Linked DNA regions of Homo sapiens: region 2 is linked to region 1. Evidence: chromatin contacts called from ENCODE Hi-C data. All regions are on one chromosome and are shown on one strand. Each heading gives the region's core, a stretch centred on a gene start or an enhancer-like site at or near the end of the contact. The rest is flanking DNA. Distances are from core to core; before and after follow the strand shown. Region 1 holds the start of CDH11 (cadherin 11). Region 2 overlaps LOC124903780 (a long non-coding RNA gene).

The links. A loop is a pair of places that touch in the nucleus more often than their neighbours do. Pooled maps may share reads with other maps.
Region 2: a loop to region 1 is called in a map of cardiac septum, with 2.4 times the contacts of the local background. The contact joins the enhancer-like site here to the promoter of CDH11 in region 1. A Hi-C loop is called at or near these places in 1 of 168 maps with a recorded cell type or tissue (cardiac septum) and 6 of 50 pooled maps.

What each region holds. Positions count from the first base shown.
Region 1 is chr16:65,116,892-65,124,413 of GRCh38, reverse strand. CDH11 (cadherin 11) reads left to right here and starts at 2,351. Exons shown (of 13, transcript NM_001797.4): 1 at 2,351-2,534.
Region 2 is chr16:65,243,673-65,251,308 of GRCh38, reverse strand. All of the region lies in intron 1 of LOC124903780 (a long non-coding RNA gene), which reads right to left. Among named protein-coding and RNA genes, the nearest start is that of LINC02126, 71 kb to the right of the region's middle. Within about 2 kb of position 1,358, at least 10 of the 41 ENCODE cell types and tissues checked have a DNase peak (open chromatin) inside an H3K27ac peak, as active enhancers do.

The sequences.
Region 1 (7,522 bases), core at 1,102-3,601:
CATTACAGATCCCGGGCATCTTTGTATAATATATGTATGATCAGATTGATCGTGACTTCACACTCCCTCTAGGACCACGTGGAAGGGTTGAGAAAATCCAGGCAATAGTTTGTAGCCAAACAAGAGCAAAACTCGAGTACCTCTGAGGGAAAGCCGGACCCCTTGTCCATCCTCTCCTGTGTAAGTAACTTCATTTATAAGCTGAAATGACGCCACCAGATCATCCTATTACCATCACCATGCCTCATTAGAGTGGGGACTTTCGGCGGTGGCTTGGGAAGTACCCAAAGTTTTAGGGGTTACAGCAGAGGCCAAAAAGGCAGACAGAGGAAGCAGGGTAGAGCTCTGAAAAGGTTCAGGGCCAGGGACCCACAGGGGGAGGCAGGAGTGGCAGGCACCACGATCTGCTCTCTGGCGCTCTACAGGAAAGCACCGGGAGTCAATGTCCTCGCGCGTCCCTTGCGCAGAGTGTGGTGCGAGGTTGGGGGGTTACTGGAGACCCAGGGGGCTATCACCTTGGACACCTATGGTGGGGGGAAGGCTGAGGAGTAAGATAACCGGGCAGCTGGAAACTTACAGCTCTTCCCCCGCAGTGGAGGAATGAGGAGTTCAAAGGCCACGTCCACACAGAGGGTGACAGAGGCATCCTCTCCGCGCAGGACGCGGACTGGGGGCAGGCACGCAGCGCCACCCGGATCCTGGAGTCGTCAAGAAAAACGCGGGCGCGCAGGCCGAAGAGGGTAGGTCCCGGGGCAGCCTCGCCGGCACCCGCCCCCGCGGGCGTCTCCCCAAGCCGTGTGGAAACCCGGGCGGCTGCGGGCGCTCGGGACCCGCGGGCTGGTGACCAGGAGCTGGAGGGCAGGGCTCGGCCGCTCTTGCCTTAGCCCCGCACTGGGGTTCCTTCCCCATGCGCTCAGGATCCCAAGCTTTCTCTTCCGTTTTCGGCCTCTTTTTCCGTTAACTCCTGGGCCCGTCTCCTCCCCTCTAGCCCTTTCAAACTGCTTGGCTGTGGCGCCCAGCTTTCCCTCCGCAGCCTCCTTCCCCGTCTTTTTCGCGGGTCCATCTCTTCTCCTTTCCCAGCCTCATCCCCGTCCCCCTAGGCGGTTCCTTTTTAGCCTTCACCCACTGGCGTCTCCACCTTCCTCCGCCTCCTCTCTTGCCTCCACCTCCCACCCTGCAAACTTGTTCAAGCCAGGGGTCCCCACACAGGCATGGTTGTTCCCTGCTGGGTGTGCGGATCCCCACGCCGTTCCCGGTACCGCGAGCGCCCCGCCCAGTCCTTGGCGTGATTCCTAAGCCCCGGCCCTGCCAGCCCTTTCTCCCGGCGACTCGGGGAGGGAGGGCAGGAAGCAGGCCCGGGGAACCCTCACGGTAGCGAGTCGTCAGTGAGGGGAACAGCGGAGGAAGGAGCTAGGACTCCGGCGCTGCGCCCCATTAGGCCCTTTCTCCCGTAGAAACGCACACTCCACCGGGCCCTGGCGGGTCTGTAGCGAGGGAGTGGCAACAAGTGACACTACCGGCGGGGGCCACTGATACCTGGCTGGGGTAGGGGCCAAGGCACCCTCCCAAAAGCTGGAGCGAGGCCGACCCCGGCGAAGCGCTCCCCGCGCACCCCTCTCCGAGGCGTTGCGTGGGGGGCACTAGACGAGAGGAGAGCTGAGAGAGAACGGAGACTGGGCTCTTCCCAAGTCCTAAGTCTCCCTCCCCGCCCGACTTCACCACCAGAGCCACCAGAAGAGTTTGCAAGGGATGGGAGATTGAGAGGGGTGGGGGCTGGGCAGGAGCCGCCAACGTTGAGGGATTTTTGGAAGGTGGGGTGGTGGAGTGAGAAAGAATAGAACGCGCTCCCGAATTCCCAATTGCTTCCCTCACTTGGACGATACCTTCCCCCAACCACCATCCCGGCCCGCCAGGCGAGAGCCCAGCCTGGCCAGCTGGAGCGGATTTGGGGGAAGGAGGAAAATGGGGGCTCCCAACCCCTCTCCAGCTTCCCTCCGCCGCCCTCCCTGATTGGCTGTGCGTCCCTGGAGCCCAACTTCAGTCGCTCCAGACTCCATCTGAGCCCTGAGGGAGTCGGAGCGCCGCGCCACGGGGCGGGAGGGGCGGCCACGAATCCAGGGGTTAGCATCTCTGGGCCCCTGGGGGGAGGGGCGCGGACGGGGTCGGCCCCCGCAGCCTCTGCGAGGCCCATCTCGCTGCCTCTCGCAGCCTCGGCTTCTCTCAGCCCCCGCCCTTTCCTTCCCTCACAGCGGCAGCCTCCCTCCTCCCGCCCCCCCCGCCCCGCACCCGCCTGCCCGCCCGCCACCTCCCCCCGGTTTCTCATTCCTGCCACTAGCGCGCTCGGCGGCTCATTCCGCGGCCGCCGCCAGCTGAGGGGAGCGTCGCGGGCCGAGGAGCAGATGCCGCGGGGGCCGCTCGCAGCCGCCGCTGACTTGTGAATGGGACCGGGACTGGGGCCGGGACTGACACCGCAGCGCTTGCCCTGCGCCAGGGACTGGCGGCTCGGAGGTTGCGTCCACCCTCAAGGGCCCCAGGTGAGGTGCGCCGCCAGTCCCTTCCTCTCGCCTGGTTGGGGCTTCTTGGAATGGGGGGCAGGATTTTCTCAGGAAGAGAATGTCTTGGCGGGGCGGGGTGGTGAGGGGGACGGTGGTATCTGAGTCGAGAAGGCTTCACTAACGCAAAGCAAAAGGGAGGGAGAGATTTGTTTAAAAATCAGAAAGGGAGAAGGGAGCCAGCTGTGGGCGCGGGCAAAGCAGGGGACGGAGGCTTCAGATGTGCGCTCCACGACTCTCCCTGGCTCCGGCCTCCTGTGGGGTCTGCGCCGAGGCCACAGCAGAGGGGGTTTGTACCTGGCTGGGGCAAGAGACTGCAGAGCAGACCTCCGGACACGCCGACTGTCCCCGGTCATATCTCTGGGGAAAGTCGCCCACGGCGCGGTGCCCGCCAGCCCTGCGCCGCTTCCCCAAAGCGGCGACATGACCGCGCTCTGCGGGGTTCTTACTCCATCCTCCCGGATCCCTGCCGAAAGCTCCCCGGGGCTTAGTCCCTGCAGTCGAGACTGCCGGGTAAGCCCGGGAAAACGGAAAGACCCCAGCTCCGGAAGGAGATTGCCCGCACTTTAATAGCGTGGGTTTGGGGCCGCCGACTGTGGTTCTGGGGCAGCAGGCTGCGGTGCGCTACAGCCCTCCAGCCCGAGTCTCTGCGGGAGCTCTGGCGCCCGTTTGTAAGCTCCCACCAGCGCAGGAGTAGGTCCATGAGCGGCCCAGACTCGGGCTCGCCTCTGGCTTGGGATTGGCGAAAGCTGCCAGGGTCAACGTTAACTTTGAGAACCACACCTTCCCGAAACCTGCGCCGCTTCTCGGAGCGCGCCAAGCCTCTCTAGCTCCCGGCACGCACGGCCTCCCTCCCTGCGCTCTGCCCCGGAACGCGAGCCGGGAGGTGGGAAGCACTGAGAAGCTGGCCAGATGGGGAGGACGGCGAGGAGAGCTCCCTTCTCCCCCCTCCCCAACCCAGAGGAACTGTAGGAGGGCCCGCCTCACGCTGTGAAGCGGAGTCCCCAGAGAAAGTGGGGTCGGGGGAGGCTTGCGGGTCCGGCTTCCTTGTCCGTTTTTTTGCCGAGGCCCTGCTTTCGCCCGGGGCTCGCCGCGCCTGCCTCTCCCGGGTGAAAGGTTTTCTAGGTGCTAGAAGAAGCCCTGTTGCTTTTGCTGATAATGCAGTAGGAATTTCATGGGCCATCACACTGCTATTAAGAAATCGCATCTTTTAATTATTTAATACCATCCCTGCCTGACGACGGGTTATCCCTAAGGGATGGGAGTGGGGGGTTGTTCTTGAAACCCGGCTGTATGAGGGTATAGATTTCACTAAAGTCTTCCCCCTTCGTCTCCCCCTAAAGAAATCGTGCTACGATCGCTCTGAAATCTTTTCTTATTTTCTTCTTCTAATCATGGCTATCGGTTTAATATGAGGCAGTAAGTTTTCGTTTTAATCACAGGGAGGCTACCATAATTAATCTGGCTAGAGGACGGATCAATTTCCTCATCACTTGGGCTTGCAGCAGACGTCGATGGTTTTGCGGGGTGTCTGGATTTCCTGGGGATGGGGATGCAGATGTGTTCTCAGGAGCGAGGATCCTGTAGCATCGCATGAGCACATTTGCCAGGCTGGGCTCTGAGCGCTAGAGCCTAATATGTTGGCAGAGAAGAGAAGGGACTGACCTTCTTTTCGTTAATCCTGGAATTGTTTTTCCTACAAATACGTAGGTGCAGACACCAGAACAGAAATATTAACTGCCCAACCCTAGCTGCAGGGAGCCTGGTCTTCTTCCAATAGGACAAAGGAAAAAAAGTTACAAAACAAAGGGACAGAGTTGTGGCCAATACGAGAAGCACTCTGAGGCTCCAGCTACTGAAGTTCCTTAAATGTAATCTCTGATTCCAAGTTTTAGAGTTGGCCAGTGGGCTCTGGAATTCGAACCTCTGTGAAAAACTGAAATCCAGCCTAGTACAAAAGGAATGTGAGTGCTTTTCAGTAGAGACCAGGGAAAGGCATCTGAAAGGCCAGGAAACTTTGCTTGAGTAAGGATTATCTTTACATCTTACTTTTGAAACATTGTAAATTAAGACATTAAAATGTCTTGCAGGCATGCACTATTATTAATAAAAATTATTACTATCATTTTAGTTGTTACTTCAGAGTCTGCATAAACTGGGCATTTTATGACATTGTTTGAAAGAATAAACCACCCTCCTCACCCCTGGGAAAGGGGGAATGAAGGCAGGCCTTGGAAGGATTGAGACTGGATAATCTGGCGAGCCCCAGACATGTAGATTTATTCAAATGGCTGCTTATTGCTGCCTAGGAAAATAAGCTTTTAAAATAGTTCTAACTGAAGCAGTGGACCATCTTGATAGCACTTCAGAACTTTCATTACGTTCAGCATTCTTATCAGAACACCAGACAGTAAAATTACTAGAAACCTAAATTCTATTTTCAATTAAGATGCAATCTTTTGTTAATTTGAAAATTTAAAAAAAATAGTTATGGCGCAATTTTTTTTATGTCTTAGAACTCATGTTCCCTCTGTAGAGTGGTGGCTGTGGATGTGCATGTTTGATTGTTTATTTGTGGGAGGAGGGGGCAGGGGACAGACTTGGAGAGCCACGCCATGATTTGGGGGAATACGGATCAATTTCATGCTCTTTTAATGCACTTGTCTTCATAATTCATGGTTTTTCTTCTCCTTTGAATAGAATTACATGGCTGCTTTGTAAAGATTCTGGTTTGGGGACCCTCATATGGGAAACGCCATGACATTGACCTCGTGGTCTGATTTACAATGCCAGTACTGCGCTCCCAGGAGCATAGCATGTCCTGGAACCTTGCCTGTGAATGCCTGTGACTTATGAAGTGGTAACTTATGAAGTTGGTAAACTTTGATCTCTTATATTCAAATCTGTTTTCAGAACCATCTAAACAAGATCTTCAAATCTGATTTTAGTCTTCCTTCATTCTCAATACATGTATGTAGGTAGATGTTGGAGAAACATAACAATTTCATTGGAATTTACTTTCAATATTGATGTTTTCACTTTGATGACAGGCATACTTACTCATTCAATAATAATAAAACAGTGGAATATATAGAGTTTGAAAGTAGGTATCAAACTTTTTTTCTTGAATTGTCAAATTTGAAGAATGACTATGAACTTTCAAGTTTTTTTTTCCTAGAAAATTTGAGCACTGTATAAATTCACTAGCCAATGATTTAAGGGATTGAAATGTGTTTGGGATGATTTTCTCCCTTATGGAATTGGCTGCTGTTTCATAAAAAGTTACCTAATTTGTCAAGAATCCCTATTCTGCACTTACCAAGAATTGTGAGTTTTCAGCCTTTTTAATTTAAAGTTATTGCCTCTGAAATATATAAAAGTAGTTGGTCTATATAAATTTGTGATTTAATTGATTAGGGGGAAAAACATCAACAGGTCTGCTAAAGAAAAAGAAAAATAAAGTTGGAGAAAATTGGACACATCCTGGTGCACTGGTAGGAGTTAAAAATGAGCTGTTCCATCAGGATTCCTGTGATAGCCATCCGCAGCCTCCCCTATGAGCAGGAAGGACTAAAGAAAACACTCGAGGAGCATAATTAGACATCTTTCTGCTATAATTTTACCCTGACATTGAGAGCCTTGTACAACTCTGGAAATGGACTCCTTCGCGGAAGATTGCACTTCTGGCCACTAGAGGGCAATGGCACCCTTCTCCAACTGTCTGCATGGAGCCCATCTGCTTTTGAGGGCATCATGAAAAGCGGTTTTGTTACTTACAAGCCTTGTCTGGCCCTCTCAGGAGAGACCGAATTCAATCTAGCTGTGGTTCAAGCTACTGCTCGAGCAGTTGGTCAGGATTAGCATCTCTCTAGTGGGTGGATCCTGTTACCTTCAGCATCTTCTTCCCACCTTGGAGTTTACTAGAAAGTTGGGAAATCCTGTAACTTGACATTGAGCAGCAGCCGGGGTGGGGGCTGGGCTGCAGGATAAACAAGGTCAGCTCTCACTGAGACAGTGATCTGGGAGGATTTTCTGGATTTTTTTCTGGCAAAAAGAGCATCATTTCTGACTCCAAGTGGAAGGGAATGGATAAAGAAGAAAAATATCAGTGAGACTACCGTGACACCATTGCCCGTTCTTTCATGAGGTTTTGAAGATGTCTGCAAGACACTTCTAATTTGCAAAAAGGAATAGCAGTTTGATCTTCGGTAAACACTTTGGGGCATGGAATTTTAATATAGCAGTAAATGTTTTACTGTTTCTTTTAAACCATTCTTGATATTGTTGTGAAAAACCTAACTTTAGCAGAGAGTAAAATTTAATTCAAGATTGTTCCTCGTGCACTGGAGTATAATCATTTGATTTTTTTTCTTCTCAGCGATATGGAAATTATGGCTTATGATTAAATTGCATATTCCAGGCTACACAAATTTATATTTGCTCCTGTTTGATAGTGTCATGAAAGTTCAGGAGGAGAATGCAAAAAGAAACTAATGCTATATTATAATTAAGAGGAAAACTCCATTAAAGAAATAAGTACTGTTTTAAGTGGCTACTTATTTGTGTTTTTTGTCTTAAGTGAGTACAGTTGCCTCCCTGGTGATTCAGCAATGAAGTTCTTTGCAGCTCTGAGCTGTGTTGGAATGCGTAGACAGTTGATGAAGAAGGAATCAATGCAAATGGATTATGGGAGGGAGTATTAAGTAACTCAGTGGAAAGTAAGACAAAGTGTTTTGTAAACTGACGTTCACTTACCATTGGACAGTTTATTTAACTTTAAAAGGGGCAATTTTAAATTCTAAGCTCTTGTGAATAATGCACATTGTTTGAACTGGAGGCAAAATTTCATTGTTATTTGGTTTAATTAGTCATGAGACGGTTGCAGAGTTCAGGGATTCTTATTGAGACAAAGCATTTCTCTCACAGTCTGTATGGTCGAGGTTTCTGCTCAATCAGAAAATCTGGTACAT
Region 2 (7,636 bases), core at 109-2,608, 130 kb before region 1:
CTCTTTCCCTTGACATGGACATGTATTGTTAGTATATTGTGGAGAGCTTCCCAGCACCGTAAGAGAATGAACGTGAAATTCCTCTTGCCTCTGAGGTGTTAAGGTGTCTGGAAATTTTTTACTTACATCCTCTCTGAGCCTATTGCAAACCTTAGGAGCAATTAGATGGGTGTGTTCATTCATCCATTGACTCATTCAGTCATTATTTTATTGATTTGGCTAATAAATATGTGCATAGTAAATATGTGCACATAACTCAGCATGGGTTATGCTATGTGACAGGGGCTGAGAAAACAGGAAACAAGAACTCCCCTTCTTTTAAGGGGGTTATTCAGATCCTTGATGGTGCTATGTAATGGATTCTCTGATGGGGTCGCCCACATATATGCATGCTGCCGAACTGAGGGAAGAGTTGTTAGTGTGAAAGCTTTCAAAAAAAATTTAGAAGGGTCATTTTTTATTTAATCCAAACCCTCTGGATACTTAATAAGAGACAATGAAACTGTATTTTTATGTGGAACCTCACAGGACAGTCATCTAGATGAAGAGTGGTGTATATGCAGCCTTCAGTTGTGTTCCAGGGACCACAGGTTATCAGAACTAAAAATGCTCATAGATAATTCATCAAATCTACTCCTGTCATGTATTATGAAGGGAAACAGAGGCAAGAGGAAGTCTAATACCTTGTCCAAACTCCCACTGTAATTTTTTGGCAGCCAAAACAAAAATCAGGTATTTGCTTCTATTGAACTTGTGGTATGTCAAATTGATTACATTTTATTTTGGATTACTATTATCATTATCATTATTATTAACATGTATTATGTGCTTGCCATGTGCCAGACAGCTCCCAGGGTGCTTTAAGTGCTTGCCTCTTTGAATCTCCAAACTAAGCTGAGAAGGCAGGTGTTAATAGTCCTCATTTTACACATAAGGAAATTATGGACCAAAGAATGTCATTAATTTGTAAAGACACAGAGCTAAGAAATAGCAGAGGCAGGATATGAACCCAGGTCTGTGGGACTCTACAAGCCCGTAACGAGGCATTATATCTCAAGGCTTTGTAGTTTGCTCTGGTTGGCTACCTGTCAATTCATTCTCCACATCTAGGATCATGAAAAATAAAACACCACTCTTAGAGCTCAGCTGAAAGCAGGCTAATGTCTGTTCATGAAGCCTTACTGGGGGAGGAGGTGGTTTGCTGACGATCAGTAGCATTTCCGCCCTCTTCTGCCTGTCATGAGAGCACCCTCCGGCCAACTGAAACAACACTGAGAAGTGGAGCAGAGAAAACCAGTCCAAGGGCCTGGCCTGCCCCAATGGAGACATTCACAGCGTTGCTATAACAAGAACAGGATCTGTGATAAGGAGCTGGGAAAATCTGTAACAGTGAAGGCGACGCCCACATCAGGCTGTGGAGATAGACCAGAGTCAGCCCTGGGACTCGCCCAGCGTGGGAGAGAGGGCATGGATCCCAGGATGCAAATTTTGTTTTCCTTCCTTTCCAAAGTGCTGCTGATTCCTGACTGAGGCTTGGTCTTTGTCAAGCCAGCTACTCAGGGTCAGGAGGAGCCAGGATCCCTTTTGGATTTGGTGCCTGCTTAACTCTCTTACTTTAACTCCTGTTCCTCCAACACCTTCATCCTATGTGCTAGCACACAGAACTGTATTAATCTGTCCCAGAATGCTCTGTGCTACTGAAGATACTTCCTTATGCCACTTTCCTTCCCATTCTTTTTTTTTTTTTTTAACTTGAGAATATCTTTTCATTCTCCAAGATTTGGCTGGGTGTGGGGGCTCACACCTGTTATCCCAGCACTTTGGTAGGCCGAGGTGGGCAGATCACTTGAGGCCAGGAATTCAAGACCAGCCTGGCCAACATGGTGAAATTCCATGTCTACTAAAAGTATAAAAATTAGCCAGACATGGTAGCACATGCCTGTAATCCCAGCTACACAGGAGGCTGAGGCAGGAGGATCACTTGAACCCGGGAGACAAAGGTTACAGTGAGCTGAGATCACGCCACCGCATTCCAGCCTGGGAAACAGAGTGAGACGCCGTCTCAAAAAAAAAAAAAAAAGTTCTTCGAGATTTATTCAATGTGGCACTTTACCTGGAAAGGTCTCATTAGTCTATAATCCATAACACTCCACTTGTTCAGATGAGAGTGGCTTTGGTTCCTCCCTCAAGGGCAGTCACTATACCTTGGGAGAATCTCTGATGGGACACTCCCAGTACTATAGTAGAGCTCAGCTTAAAGCAGGCTAATGTCTGTTGATGGAGCCTTACTAGAAGGAGGAGGTTTGCTGATGATTGGTAGCATTTCTACCCTTTTCTACCTGTGATGACAGCACCCTCTGACCAACTGAAACAACACAGAAATGGAGCAGATAAAACCAGTCCACGGACATGGCCCGCCCCACTGGAGACATTCACAGTGCAGCTGTAACAAGAGCAGGAGCTGCTCTTTCATTAAAATTGTGGGTTCATGTTTTTGTCTTCCTCAATATATTTCTGTCATTTTGAAAGCTGAGACAATGCAGTATTCCTCTTTGTATTTACAAGATGTAGTGGAATAAACATTACATTGCAGATTCTCAATAAATACTGGGTGAATGAGTATATGAATGAACAAATAAACAGACTGATGAGCTCAAATTAATTTCATAAAAGAAGCCCTGGCCCAGTAGATGGAGCCAGAAATAATTTATCTTTCATCCCCTTTTCATGGGCCTGATCCAGAGTACCAGGTATAGAAAGAACAGCTCTTGAATAACTATAGTGCAGCAGCTGGAGGGAGAGTCCACAGAGATGGTCCACATTGCACATATGGGAAACTGTCATTCAGGGAGGTTGGGTGACCCCCCACTCACTATCCTCCCAGGGCTGGAAGGCTTTCAAGTGGGCACTGGACACAGCTCTTTTCCATCAATCAGGCAGGTAGTATTGCCACCACTTTACAGATGAAGCAAACATATTAGTTCACCAAATGGTTACTGAGTATTTATAATAGGCCTGTCCCTGTGTTAAGACTTGGGTAGGAGGGGAGATAGATGAATAAACAGAAGTACAGAATGTATGGAGGAGTGTTCCTGAACATGCAGCTGGAGACTAAATTTTCTTGGAGGGAGAGTAAGGCTAGAATCTGGAAAATTCTCAACTTAGACCAATGTGACACCTCCTGAATTTAGGAATGGTCACCTCTTTTTATTATCTATTCAACCTACCCATTTTGCTATAGACCTACTAACTTCCAGTCCAGTACAGAGTGTTTTACATACTTTGCCTTTTTAAATCTCCCAGTTACTCCTAAAATCTGTTTAACAGATGAGGAGACTGAGGTTCCAAGTAGATAAGTAACCATAAAGTCTCCCAGCTTGTAAGGGGTAGAGTCAGAGTATACACCCAGATCTGTCTTTGTCTAACTCTGCACCTCCCAGTGAGCCATGGCTCACTTGGAATACGCATTGTGTCCCTGATGTACAGGTGTTCGAAATAGCATGTACCAGACTTCTGTGAAATGCATGCCTCTCCAACAGTTTATGAGCACCTACTAAATGCAGACATTAGTGCTGGGCTCTAGAAATGTATACAAGGAAGACCAAGAAGGGTTCTAATTACTAAAGGGTCAAGAGTCCCTTGTGGGATGGGGGAAGAAACAGAGCAATTAAAAGGCAGAAGTGCCAAGACAGATACCCCAAAGCCCTGCAGGAAACAAAAGAAAGTAACTCTCTCTTCCTAGGAAAGCCAGAGAGGTCAAGCATCATGCTTATTTATTGATGGCCAGCTTCTAGAGATTTAATTTAGAATATAGTCAAGTCCATTTGGTGAGCACATAGCCAAGAAGTACGAAACTGGATGCAACGGGTAAGTTTTAACAAGTCTGAGATGTTGGCAGCCTCTGCATTTTCAAGTTCTCTCTCCCCACCTCTGAGTCGCTAAACTGTATTCAAGAACTGGGTTAACCACTTTCAACCGATTAGCAGTTGATTCATGATTTGGGTGAACTGATCACTTAGTAGCTTGGTGATTGATAGTGATTTCAAATCCACATACATATTAGAAAACCGTGGGGAGCTTTAAAAAATACCAATGCTCAGGCCACACTTCAGAACATTTAAAACAGAATTTTGAGAGAAGGGTCACAGGTTGGTAGCTTGAAGGAGGACACACACACCCCTTATTGTAATTTTATTTTGCAGCCAGTTGGAACCTACTGCTATGAGGAAAAACTCCCAGTTTTGGCAGCCCTAAAGCTACAGACAGGACTAAAGAAAAATTAAATTCCTAAGATAAATAAGGTAGGCAATGGCTGTTTATCTGCTCCTCTCTCCACAGGGCCTTTGCATAGCCCATTCCTTCTGCTTGGATCTTCAGTCCCCACGTCAACCCACCCTTCCACATTCAATTAAGTTCTCATTCTCCTAGCTCTCATCTCAAGGTCTCTTTCCCTATGGAGGCCACCAAGTCAGGACCCTCTGTTATCTGTCCTCATGATACTTGCTTCCTTACTTCACAGCCCTTTCCTCAGCCTGCAATCATATAACCGAGAGAGTAAGTTTCTGACTGAAGTCCATCTCATGCACTAGACTGAAAACCTCCCAAAAGTGGGACCAAAATAATTGTGATTTCCTCTGTCTGTAACTAGGACCTAAATTGGGGACTGTCACAGAGGGAGCACTCAATAGACATTTTTTTGAATGAATGAATAGGTAAATGATGAATGGAAAATATGAACAAATTAGTAAAGATAAAAATTCACCTATACTCTAGGCGACAAAACAAAATCGAATCAGATCTAGTGTTTTTTTCTAGCCTTCAGGCTTTTGTGTTTGCTGTTTTGCTTGGTATTTCAACCTTAAATGATCTTTTCTGTAGGTCTACATTTCAAAATCCCTCTCATCCTTCAAAGCCTCATTCCAAAACCTCATCCTGCATCATGCCTTTTCAAAACATCCTGCAGGAAGTGAATTTTCTCTTCTATACAAAAGTTGGAAGCTTAATTGTAATGTGCTACTCTATGTTGCCTTGGGAACATATTATCATTTTTAAGAGATTATAAGCAATTTGAAGGCGGTACTCACCTAATTCATTTCTGCCCTTTCCCTCGTGGTACCTAGTAAAGTGCCTGCCATATAGTAGATACCCTGTAATTATTGTTTTAATGCCTACATGAATAGTATATATCATGGGTAAGTGGTCAATGGACTTCTGGACTCATTTCTCAAACGCAAGCAAAGGGACAGTCGCACAGATTTTTAAACTCATATGTATTCTAAGGATTTAGGTTAGGAAAAAGTTACAAATCAGTCTCCTTTTCTCTTTCCCTTTGTAGATCACACTCTAATATTTTTCCGCTGGCAGAGAGAATGAAGATATGACAGTGGTTCTGCATGAGTTTGGATAATTATATTTTTCACATTGTTTGGCAGTTAAGATTGACAACTACTGATTATTTAAGGTACTGTGTATTCTTCAAAAATAATTCTAAACACAAAAGTAATAATTGGATATAATTGCAAAACCAATTGATGTGGTCCCAGCACATGCTTGAGTTTATGGGCCTCAGTTTCCCATCCATAAAATAAAGGGGGTGGAATAAATCAGTGTTTTTCAGTGTCTATTGACCCAAGATACACATTGTAGCTCATTCAGAGTGCATTTATTCATTTGGTAAATATTTAATAAGCACCTACTATAGTAAATCAAAAACATCTTCTTCTAGCAGAGAAACAGACACCTGTCAACAATTGTATAAATGTATGTACTATTTCTATGCCTGGGTTATAAAGGTATTTTGACAGAGTATAGCATGAAGATTTTAGTTGGTCAGGGAGGTCAGGAATAACTACCATAATAGGAAAACCACTTTCTGGGATATGGGCAAGTATTAATTAGAATTCCTCAAAGAAGCAGAACCAATATGATGTGTGAGATAGATTTTTACTTTAAGGAATTGGCTCATACAATTGTATGAGATGTCAAGTCCAAAAATCTGCAAGGTAGCCTGGCAGGCTGGAGACACGGGAAAGAGTTGATGTTGTAGTTTGAGTCCAAAGGCAGTCTGGAGGCAGAATTCCCTCTTCTTTAGAGGACTCAGGTCTCTTATTTATAAAAGCCTTCAACTGTTTGGATAAGATCCAACCACATTAGGGTAATCTGCTTTATTCAAAGGTCAATTTATTTAAATGTTAATCTCATCTAAAAATACTTTTGCAGCAACATCAAGATTGGTATTTAACCAATTATCTAAGTACCATGGCTTAGCCAAGTTGACACATAAAATGAATGATCACAGGGTAAATACGAAGGACAAAAGGAAGCCAAGGGGGTGTGGGGAATGACTAAGAGAAGGATGGTGAGAGAGGAGACCTAGGGCAGGCAGGGGAATGGCCACACAGTGCCATGTAATTGATGTGTCTCTTTTCTACAAGTAGTAAGTTTTTCAAGGATTTGAATCAGAGAATAGACATAATCAGACATGCTTTCCAAAACTAGCATTGTGGCGAAGGACTAAGATGGTGATGGGGCCGATGGGGAGGTGTGGATGGATAGGAACATGCTACATATGTAAAGTGTGAAGCACCAGATGATGGATTTGACAGGTTGGAAGACCAACCAACAGTCCCAGTTCCAGCACTGAAAATCCTATGTCCTGGCAAACCCCTCAGTCCCAGCAAATAGGGATGGTTGGTCACCCTAAAAAGAAATTCCAGTGATACTATTTAAGTTTCTGAGTACCTAAGGGTCACCCTGAATACTCTTCAATTTGCTAAGTTAGGTGTTGTCTATAGTAAAGTGTGTGTGATGAACTCACAGTGGATGGATAAAACTTGCTGGAAAACATGTCCTGCAAGTCCCCTTTTAGCCTTATATTCTGAATCCTCTAAACCCAGAGCAATGTGTGCAAAGGCAGCATCTTCCAGAAAGCCAACATCAAGAATTTCGAAGAACAAAGCTCTTCCATTGAGGTACAATTTTCAAATCCTCCTGATTTCATTTCATTCTCCAATGGCTACCTCAACCCAGTAACTTGCTAGTATCACAAGCACTTAATTCATTAATTTCACACATAGTTAGAGTTAGGGTTAGGTTGGGTTAGGGTTAGGGTTAGAGTTAGGTTACGTTTGTTCAAGCAAACACGGAAACATGTTGGGAAAGTGTCAAGGATGATAGATCTTTGCCTTTACTCAATGAAGAAAAACTCAATGAAAGATTTTCTTTACCTTATTTCGTCCCATTTGTGTTCCCTTTCCCATATGTTATTTGAGAGAGAACATTTTACCAACTATAACCATCTCATTTATTTATTGTTTATTTGTTAATTTCAAGAGAGTTGGCTTTTTTCATTATGAAGTGTATTATGCTTACAAAAGAATCAAAAAATAGAGATGGAAAAGAAACATGAACTCACTACTGGAGCCCAAGAGCAGCTTAATTCCATAATTTTTAATAAATATTTTAATACCTCTATATAAATCATTAGATTGCACAATCCTATATGCATACAAAATTGCATAAATTGTTTATCTAACCTCATATCTGGATTTTGTCTTTCAACATTAAAATGCTAATATTCCCTGTGTTGGGTCACATTCTTTATTTAAAACAGAGTGCTTGATGATTGTATTACAGC